Regions from separate parts of the Homo sapiens genome. Here regions 2 and 3 are each linked to region 1. A link is a contact called in ENCODE Hi-C or POLR2A ChIA-PET data. All regions are on one chromosome and are shown on one strand. The core of a region is the stretch at or near the end of the contact, and the rest is flanking DNA. Distances in the headings are between cores, read along the strand shown. Region 1 holds the start of NCS1 (neuronal calcium sensor 1). Region 2 holds the start of FNBP1 (formin binding protein 1). Region 3 overlaps FNBP1 (formin binding protein 1).

What was found. Hi-C counts contacts between places; a loop is a spot of excess contacts on that map. ChIA-PET counts read pairs that join two places held with the same protein, here RNA polymerase II (POLR2A). Pooled maps may share reads with other maps.
Region 2: a pooled map shows a loop between it and region 1 (2.3-fold over the local background). The contact joins the promoter of FNBP1 here to the promoter of NCS1 in region 1. A Hi-C loop is called at or near these places in 1 of 168 maps with a recorded cell type or tissue (sigmoid colon) and 1 of 50 pooled maps. POLR2A ChIA-PET finds 5 or more read pairs at or near these places in 3 of 52 experiments (A673, WTC11 and activated CD4-positive, alpha-beta T cell).
Region 3: POLR2A ChIA-PET joins it to region 1 with 19 read pairs in PC-9. The contact joins the enhancer-like site here to the promoter of NCS1 in region 1. POLR2A ChIA-PET finds 5 or more read pairs at or near these places in 3 of 52 experiments (H1, K562 and PC-9).

The regions. Positions count from the first base shown.
Region 1 is chr9:130,170,883-130,174,085 of GRCh38, reverse strand. It overlaps NCS1 (neuronal calcium sensor 1), which reads right to left and starts at 1,682. Exons shown (of 8, transcript NM_014286.4): 1 at 1,359-1,682. The coding sequence starts at 1,422. RefSeq lists enhancers at 1-318, 1,780-2,568 and a silencer at 1,616-1,705.
Region 2 is chr9:130,041,928-130,045,224 of GRCh38, reverse strand. It overlaps FNBP1 (formin binding protein 1), which reads left to right and starts at 2,036. Exons shown (of 17, transcript NM_015033.3): 1 at 2,036-2,273. The coding sequence starts at 2,250. RefSeq lists silencers at 1,774-2,333, 2,514-2,673.
Region 3 is chr9:129,987,128-129,990,557 of GRCh38, reverse strand. The region is part of intron 2 of FNBP1 (formin binding protein 1); the gene reads left to right. Among named protein-coding and RNA genes, the nearest start is that of FNBP1, 54 kb to the left of the region's middle. RefSeq lists a silencer at 494-788 and an enhancer at 1,538-1,587. Within about 2 kb of position 1,422, at least 9 of the 41 ENCODE cell types and tissues checked have a DNase peak (open chromatin) inside an H3K27ac peak, as active enhancers do.

The DNA.
Region 1 (3,203 bases), core at 433-2,932:
TGCCCACCTTGGAGAGAGGGTGAGAACAGCCCCTGTGCCCAGGGGCTTCACCCCTTCCAGGTAGCAGCTCTTGGGATGTGAGCTCCATGCTGCAGGATTCCACAGGAGAAGGGCCAGCACCTCGCAGCAGACTAGCACCCGCTCAGGAAAGCCCCCTTTGTTCCAAGCATGAGGGGTGAGGGGCATGGAGCTGAAGCGTGGGCTTGGACAGACCTGCAGACGTGCCCAGAAGGCCGATGGAGTGGGGGGAAGCGGGGAGCAGAGGTTGTGCAATGCACCACCAGGAGCTGCCTCCCCAGCCTCCATCAACACATGGGGCTGGCGGTCAAGCTGCTGCCTCCAGGGGTGGTGCAGAGGGCCTGGGCCCACGCAGCTGCCCGGGGATGGGTTCTGAATTCCAACCCAAGCCCAGAACCACTGTCCCCTTCCAAGTCAAACACCCAGGCAGAGGTCCTTCCAGACCCCGATGCTGAAGCCTTCCCTCTGGCAATCCCCTGGGTGGTCTGGACCCATTACCATTAACCCCTGGTATGCCAGGGCACCTCCGGAGAGGCTGCAGGGAAGGGGGAAGCCTGGTATGGAGAAACTAGGACTGCAAGGGGACTGCAGAGTTGTGAAGTTAGGCAAGTGGAGGGAGACACACTGAGGCTGATCTGGAGACGCCCAGAAAGGACAGGCCATCCTCCTCCGGGCAGCCCGCGACAGCTAATGATCACACGCGGCCCAGATGACCCGGGCTGTAGAAACCCACTTCCCGGTGTGGCAGACAGAGATGGGGCCAGGGAGAATCCAGCCTGTAAGTGCTGCAACCCACAGGGTGCCGGGGACCCTTCACCGCCGTCACCGCACGACGAGCGCTGTGCCAAGTCTCGCCACCCCCCCCCCCACACGAACGGGGCCAGGGAGGGGGCGACAGGCCAATCTCGCAGCAGCGGCGGCGGCGGCATCGTGATGCATGAATCACCAGCCCCGCGCGCTCGTGCCAGTCGGCTCCGCGCAGCCGGGCGCCCCCTCCCGGGACCACCGCCCCACCCTGGCAACAGCCCCTGCCCGTTGGGACAGCTCTGCGGAGAGGGGGCCGCCAGGGGGCTGGGGCTGCCCCTCCGGACCTAGGGGTGGCGCCGCGCACGCCGACCGGCGCGCACTCCCCGGGCTGGGGGTGCCAGAACAATGGGGCCGGGCGGGGGGCAGGGGCGCGGCCCGGGAACCTCCGAGGGGTCCACATTGGAGGCCGGGCGGGGAGGACGGAGCGGAGGCGGCAGCGCGGAGCGGGTAGCGCGCGGGTCCGGGGGGCGGGGGCGGGGGCGGTGGGTGTGGGGGTGACCGCGGGGCGCGGGCTGGGGGCTGGGAGCACTCACAGTAGGTCTTCCTGGTCAGCTCCTCCACAACTTCGGGCTTCAACTTGCTGTTGGATTTCCCCATCCTCGGCGGCCGCGGCCCCCGCCCCCCCGGGCCGGACCCGGTTGGGGCGCCCAGCAGGAGCGGCTGGGCCGGGCGGGCCGGGCCGGGGCCGCGCCTTTGTCTGCGGCGCCCGCGCTGCGCTGCGCGGCTGTCGGCGCCGGGGCGCCCGGGGCGTGGGGCGGCCGCTGGGCAGGCCCGGGCGGTCCGGGCGCCGCGGCGCGGGGCTGCCTGGGCTGGGCGCCGGCGCCGGCGCGGTGTGGCCGCGGTCGTCCCTGGTTACTGGGCTCCGCGGCACATGCTCGCTGCTGCCTCCCGCCTGCCGCCGCCCCTGCGCTCCCCGCCTCCCGCCTCCCCCCTCCCGCCCGCACCCGCGCGCCAGGGGTGGACCCGGAGCCGCCACTCAGCGCCCGGCGCCACCTCCCGCCCCGCACCCGCCTGGCCGCGGCCTCCGCCAGCTGGACCCCGGCCTCGCCAGCCAGCCGGAGGGGCGTCCCCTCGGCTCAACGCGGCCCCAGGGCGGGGCAGCCACCCCCGCCACCCCCTCCCCGAATCCAGCCCTGGCGCTCCGGCCCCCGCCGCGGCGGGGAGGGCCCGGAAGATCGGATGTGAATGAGGCCAGGTCCCGGCCCGGAGACATTCATTCATTCGACACGGATTCATGGGGTGCCGGGGACACGGCGGCCCACGGGACAGGAGTGCCCCAGCCCTCGCAGGGCGGGCAGGGGGCTGTGCGGGATGCGGCAGGTAGCGGTGGGAGCACCTACTCTCGGCCTGGGGGCAGGAGACCTCCAAACCCAGGGTCAGGAAGGGAGGTGGATGGAGAAGCGTTCTGGCCCAGGCAACCTGGAGAGGCGGGGAGGCCTGCATGCCCGAGGGAGAGTTCCCCGGCTTGCGGGCTTGCGCACGGCTGCAGGCACAGGGGACCTGGGAGAAGGGCAGGGCCCACGGGGCAGGCCAGGAGAGGCCCCTCGCCGAGGAGCTGGGCCCCTGCCCACCAGCGCCCATGAAAGGACTTCAGCAGAGAGTGATGGGTCAGAGCTGCTGGAGTGACAGGTCAGAGCTGCTCAGAGCTGTTTCTCTGAGCCGAGGCTGGGGTGACAGGCTCCACCTGAATGGACAGAGGCCAGTGGATTCGCGTAGGGGGGTGTGGTTCAGGTGGTAGGTCCAGCATGGCCTTCCCGGTCCACCTCATCCAACATATCATCATATCTTGAGAACTCTCCTATCCTTTTCGGCTTTAGTTTCTCTCCTTCACATCCATCACAAACGTCACCTATGTTTTCTGCATCCTGTTTGTCTCTTCCATGGGAGAACACCCTCCCAGAGGGCAGAGGCATCTCCATAACCCAGAAGGCCGCCTGAGGTGTTACCCAGCAAATCTCTGTGAATGAGCGAAGGACGGAGGAAAGAATGACACCCGGTGCTGGGGCCCTGGGGTAGGGGAGAGAGCGGGGAGGATGAGGCAGCCCTCCCCGGGGCTAGCAGGGATGAGGCAGGAGTGGGGTCTCTTTCTCCCTTCTTTCCACAGTGTTCTAACCTCGGAGGGTCCAGAAAGCTCAGAGGAACCCTGAGCAGGGCCGAGTGCCTTCCAGCTCCCAAATATCTCTCCTGCCTCTAAGCATACTCCATCCACTCCTGCTTTCCCCTGAAGCCCCTGCCCAGGCTGAGCCCCAGGCCCCAGGAAGTCTTCAGATGGGGATGGACTTGCTGGCTTGGGGAGCTCATTCTGCAGAGGAGGTGGGCCCAGTTGGAGGGATCTGGTGTAGACCTGGGAGCAGAATGTCCCAACCTTGAGGACCAAC
Region 2 (3,297 bases), core at 787-3,286, 130 kb after region 1:
GCCGTTCTCATTGTTATATATCTAGCAGTCTCTGGAGGAAAGAGAATTCAGACCTGGTAACTGAGAGCAAAATATTTATACAGACACAAGAATGGGGGTGGGCAGGAAGGGAGGGTTGTAACTGAAAAAAGGCAGACCAAAACAGTTTTGACAACTTAAATTTATTGTAACTGCCCAACAAAGGAAGTAGAGTTGGAGGTTTATCTGCAAGAGGTTTTTTTTTGTTTTGTTTTTTGTTTAGTAGCTCCACCTCTTAATTTATTATTATTATTCATTTTATTTTATTTTTTGAGACAGTCTCGCTCTGTCACCCAGGCTGGAGTGCAGTGGCACAATCTTGGCTCACTCCAACTTCTGCCTCCCGGGTTCAAGCGATTCTCTTGCCTCAGCCTCCTGAGTAGCTGGGATTACAGGCGCCCTGTCACCACGCCCAGCTAACTTTTGTGTTTTTAGTAGAGACGGGGTTTCTCCATGTTGGCCAGGCTGCTCTCAAACTCCTGACCTCAGATGATCCACTCACTTCTGCCTCCCAAAGTGTTGGGATTACAGGCGTGAGCCACCATGCCCGGCTTTAATTCATTATTGTTAATATTTTTGAGACAGGGTCTTGCTCTGTTGCTCAAGCTGGAGGGCAATGGCACCATCATGGCTCACTGCAACTTCAACCTTCTAGGCTCAAGCGATCCTCCTGTCTCAGTCTCCCAAGTAGCTGGGACCACAGGTGCATGCCACCATGCCCAGCTAACTTTTTTTTTTTTCTTTTTGTAGAGACAGGGTCTTGCGATGTTGCCCAGGCTGGTCTCAAATTCCTGGCCTCCAGCCATCCTCCCACCTGGGCCTCCTGATGTGCTGGGATTACAGGCGTGAGCCACCAGACCCGGGTTAGCTCCACCTTTTAATGGAGGAGAATGATAAGCAGGTTGAAAATGGTGGGGTGGGATTGGAGAAATGCATCATCGTAAAATATTTTTTAACTGGGGGCCCATGTTGGGAGTCGCACGGTTTCTCAGAAAAGGATCCAGTAGTAGCATTAACCGAGGGAGAAAGATAAGCTGTGGGGAAAGGGCTAGTGATTCAGGAGTTGGAATTCCAAACATTTTCCATAGCTTGTCAGGAACATTTGTGCAGACCTTTGGATATATAGAGAGGGAGTCCGTCTGCTGATAAAATGAGCGCTGGGTTTACCAACCTTCGGCCTTGGCCCACCCCTGATCCTCACCGCCGGGCAGTGAGATGGACACGTTATTTGCCTCCATTTGGTGGACTGCGCTCTGCGCTTCCAGAGGTGGAGCAATTGTCCGCCTCCGCCCGGCCAGCACGTGCGGGAGGCTGGATTTGAACCAAACAAGTTATCTGTGTACCCCACGCCTTTGCTTTTACCCACTAGGCGGTAACGTGATTTCACGCCTGAGAGTTTCTTGGCTGAACAAGTTGGAAATCACTGGTTTCAGAGATTGGAAATCACTGGGTGCACGCCCCTGGATTCTTTCCCTAGCCACTCGAGGCCGTCGCGCTTGCCTCGACGTCTCTATTCGCACAGCGCGCAGTTACCACCGCCCCACTCCCACCGCGCCAGCCTGCGGGACTCTCGGGCTTCCCTCGGGCGGTGGGAAAAGAGCCTCCCGGGCTGACTCTGCTCGGCGCGCATGGCTGCCAGGGGAAAGTATTGTCCTTAAATCCAGAGCGGCGATACGCGCAGGGGAGCGATCTCAGACCGCGGCGGAGCATCGGTGATCCCAGGGCCTGCCGCGTTCCAAGGCAAGCGCTAGTACTGCGAGCAGACAGTGGTCACTAAGAAGTCATTACCAGATTGGCAGGGGGAGTCCTAGGGATCCGGGTCCCGCCGTCCCTCACACCTCCCTCCGCGTCCTTCCGGACCCCAGGGCGACGCGGACCCGGCCGGGGGAGCCCGGGGGAGGGGGCCGGGCCGGGGTGGGGCGGGCGCGCGTGCGCGAGCTGTCAGACCGGCCCCGCCCCTCCCCTCCCGCCCCTCCCCCGCTCTCCGGGTGTAGGGCGGGCGGGCGCTGCGGCGGCCGCGGCTGCTGCTTCCTCGGGCCATTTTGCTGTGGAGCGGCGGGGAGGAGGAGCCGCCGAGGAGACCCCGGGCGAGGAGCTGCGAGCCGGAGGAGGCCGCGCGGACTCCGGGCTTTCCGCCGTCGCGGGGATCTCGGGGGGCAAAGGGATCGCCGGGGAGGGGGACCAGAGAGCCGCGCCCGCCGCGCGGAGCGCCCCTTCGCGTCCCCTGCACCATGAGCTGGGGCACCGAGCTCTGGGTGAGTGAGGGGCTGGGCCCGCGGGCAGATGCGGGGCGCGCGCTGCGTTTCCCCGCGGCCTGGGGAGGGGGCGCGGGCCGCGCTGCTGGGCGGAGGCGAGGGCGCGCTGGTCGGGGTCCTCGCGGCCTGGGGAGGAGGCGGGGTTCCAATGCCCCTCGTCCGCCTTGGCCCGAGCAGGAGGTGCGGGCCGGCTTGTCCTTCGGAGGCGAGGGGAGTTGGTGCGGGTCCCCGGCGGCCTGAGGAACGGCGCGGGCGGGCCTCCCTGTCCCCGGCGCCCCGGAGCGGGCCGTGTGTGTCGGGCCGAGCCCTAATCCCCCGGGGCGAGCCGCGGATGCCCGGGGAGGGCCGGGACCGGGCGTGGGGGCGTGGAGGCCCCGGCTGCGCGGCGCTGCGTTGGGTCTCGGGGCGCCCCGGCCGCGAGTTCTGTCCTGGCTCCGCGGAGGCGCTGGCGGATCGGGCACTTCCCCGGGAGCGGGGCGGCCGGGGCGAGCGCCGGGGGTCGGGTTTTGGGGTGCTGGGGCGAGAGTGCGGTCTTCGCTCTGGAGGCGAGGACTTCTGGCCCGTGGCGGCTCCGGGCGCACTTGTTCTTTCGGGGTAGCTCAATCCTGAGTGGGATGTGGGCACTGCGACGTCTGGTCTGGAGGGGAAAGTGGGAGTTAGGGAGAGATCTTACGTGATCTACCTCAGGAAGAGGCGTTCGCGGGGTCAATGATCTTTAACGGTTGCTCGGAGAATAGTTTCCAGTGGGGAAAGTTGGCGGTGAGGGGCGCCTTGCGGGGATGCTTGGCCGGGGGATGCGCACGGTAAACGGGCAGCCCTCAGGGCTGAGGGCCGTCCCCGGAAAGGCGAGGGGCTGGCTGTGGATGGAGCTCTTTTCCTGCCGTCCCCGGATTCCTGGGGAAATCACTGGGCAGGGGATGGGCAGTGCGGCGGCCCGGGAAGGAGCAGACGAAATCTCAGTTACTGCACTGAAATGCCCTCAAGATGAGCCATTTCCCAGGATGAACTCTAAAGTGCCTGAACT
Region 3 (3,430 bases), core at 173-2,672, 180 kb after region 1:
CTGACATCATCTGTTTTAACTCTCTTCCTCCTCCTCTCTGCTGTAACCATACAGAGGCCTCCTTCCTGTTTTTTGTACATGCCAGGCATCCCCTCACCCGAGAGCTATTGCGCTAGCCCTTCCATGTAGATATCACCTATGTGTTCTTCCCCAGGCTCCAAGTGGCTGACTCCCTCTCCTGCTTCCAGTTTCTGCTCAGTGAGGCCCACCTCGTCCCTTAGCCCACTTAGCCTGCTTTGCTTTTTCAGTTTTCCTATATTACTGGTAACTTTCTACCATTTTATATAGTTTTCTTGTTTAGTTTTGAAAATTGACAAAATATGTATTTCTATATTATTTGTATATAAAATTGTATATATTTATGGTATACATGATGTCTTGAAATATGTATACGCTGCAGAATGCCCAAATCAGGCTAATTAACATATGCATTACTACTCAAACTTAATATTTTTTTTGTGGGAAGAACATTAAAATCTACTCTTCTAGCAATTTAGCAACCCCTCCCCTCCCCTCCCCTTCCCTCTTTCTTGAGACAGGGTCTCACTCTGTCACCCTGGGTGGAGTGCAGTGGCACGATCTTGGCTCACCTCCCGGGCTCAAGTGAACCTCCCACCACAGCCTCCCAAGTAGCTGGGACCACAGGAATGCGCTGCCACACCCGGCTAATTTTTGTATCTTTTGCAGAGACAGAATTTCACCATGTTGCCCATGCTGGTCTTGAACTTCTAGGTTCAAGCGATCCTCTGACCGAGGCCTCCCAAAGTGCTGGGATTACAGGTGTGAGCACCCGGCCTGGCAATTTTCAAGTATACAATACATTGTTATTAACTGGAGACACAATGTTGTACAATAGATCTCTTGAACTTATTTCTCCTACAATTTTGCCTCATTTGAATAACATCTCCCCAAACCTTCCCAGAGAAATCTGGGTATTATATTTACTGCGCATTGTCTCCTGCAGCCTCTCAGCTAGAATGCAAGCCCCTTAAGGGTGGAGATCTTTGGGTTGTGCTCACTAATGTGTCATAGTGCAGAACAGTGCCTGGCACATAGTAGGTGCCCAGTAAATATTTGTAGATTGTGAGTGAATCGGTAGGGTACAGGCCTAAGATATTTAGCCAGCTTTGCTTTATGGGGAATTATGTGTTTGCACCGGCCTGTGAGAGCTGATGAGATTTTAACAACAAAAAGTAGAACAACAAGGTGCCAGCCGAGTTTCAATCACTAGGGATGCTTGAATGAACGAGACACAGGAAGTGCCTGAACCTGGAGTGCTCACCTTTCACAGCAGAAAACAGAACTGCATGCAAATTAGCAAAGAATTCGAGCATTTAAAGATAGCATGTATGACTCCAAATATGTAAACGCAGTGATGTGATAGAGATTGAAGTGGGGGTGGTTACTGAGCTAGGCTGGTCAGGGAAAACCCATCACTTGAGAAGTGAATTACAAAAAGAAGCCAGACATGTAAGGATGTGGGGGGAGAGAGTGCAAAGGTCCTGAGACGGGAACATGTAGAAGGAATAGAAAGGCCAGTGTGGCTACAGAATATTCAACAGATACTTGGTTGAAATAGTAATATGATGTTGAAAAATCATTGTGGCCTTTGGGAGAGATAACTATCATTAAATATTTTTTTTCTGCATTGCAGGGGAGAATGCTAACTTATTTTAGACATAAACGTGAGACTTTGATTCCTGTAGGTCAGGTCTTAGCATGGGCCAAATCCATCCACTACTTGGTTTTGTAAATAAAGATTTGTTGGAATGTTGCCGTGCCCATGTGTATTGTCTATGGCCACTTTTGCAAACAATTGGCAATTGAGTAGTTGCAAAAGAGATGCATTTACCTGCAAGTCTGAATTTTTTTTTTCTCTTCGAGATGGAGTCTCGCTCTGTCACCCAGGCTGAAGTGCAGTGGTACAATCTCAGCTCACTGCAACCTCCACCTCCAGGGTTCAAGCGATTCTCCTGCCTCAGCCTCCTGAACAGCTGGGACTACAGGCGCACACCACCATGCCTGGCTAATTTTTGTATTTTTAGTAGAGACAGGATTTCACCATATTGGCCAGGCTGGTCCTAGACTCCTGACCTTGTGATCCACCTGCCTCGGCCTCCCAAAGTGCTGGGATTACAGGCATGAGCCACCGCACCTGGCCCTGAAATATTTACTTTCTGGTCCTTTACAGAAAAAGTTTGCCAACCCCTGAGGTCACTATCTATTCAAGGTAGTATAGGTTGAAATTCCTAATATAATTTTTTTTTCTGAGTCTGAACAACCTAATTTTATTTATTTTTGAGACAGTTTCTGTCACCCAGGCTGGAGTGCAGTGGCATGATCTCCAGTCCCTTTCCAGAAACTATGGCCCATGACACTCCATTAGCAGAGTAACAGGGCCTGCTCAACCTCACCCTCACTGCTGCTTTCTGTTTCCAAACCGATCTTTGTCAATTTGCTACTTAACAACTGGTACATCTAGGTCTTAAATTGCATTTCTCTTAGTATGCATGGGGGTTGAACATCTTTTGATACATTTGAGCCATTTATGGTTTTAAAAAATGAACCATTCAAGTCTTGGTCTGTTTTTAATTGGAGCTCATTGTATATAGAGGGTAACTAGGTAGAAATCATATTATACAACAAATTGCATATCGTATATATCATATATATAAAGAAATGAATTTAAATTTAACAGTACAAACGACAGTAAAGTGAAACTGAGGGATGCGCTAAGCTTTAAATATTAAACTCTTAGGCCAGGCACGGTGGCTCATACCTGTAATCCCAGCATTTTGGGAGGCCGAGGTGGGCAGATGACCTGATGTTGGGAGTTTGAGACCAGCCTGGCCAACATGGTGAAACCCCGTCTCTCTACTAAAATCACAAAAATTAGCCGGGCGCTCCTGTCATCCCAGCTACTCAGGAGGCAGAGGTTGCAGTGAGCCAAGATGACGCCACTGCACTCCAGCCTGGGTGACAGACTCTGTCTCAAAAAAATAAATATTAAACTTTGGTAAAATTTATCAAAAAGATTATGAAAAACTTACAGGATGTCATTATTGTGTGTGTGTACTTCCATGTTGAAATTCTAAACAGGCTCAATTGACTCACTGCTATAAAAGATTAGGAAAATAATATATACATGTTTTGCTCCTTCTTCTAGTTGAGTTATATGACTGGGTTCTGAAACCCGAGGCCCTCAGTTGATTTGTCGTGGTTCTATATTTGAACGTAGAGTCATCTCAGCACTTCTCTCTACAACAGCCTCTCTCCTTGACTCTTGGCATTAAGGAAGAATATTCTCCCCCTCGTTAGAGCTTGGGACGTGTTCCCTGCGTTCTTTCTTGCTTGAAAATGCCACCATACTTTACGGCACTTTGACTTGGTTGTCTCTGGTCACACTTTCTCTCTCCATGTGGCTGCATCG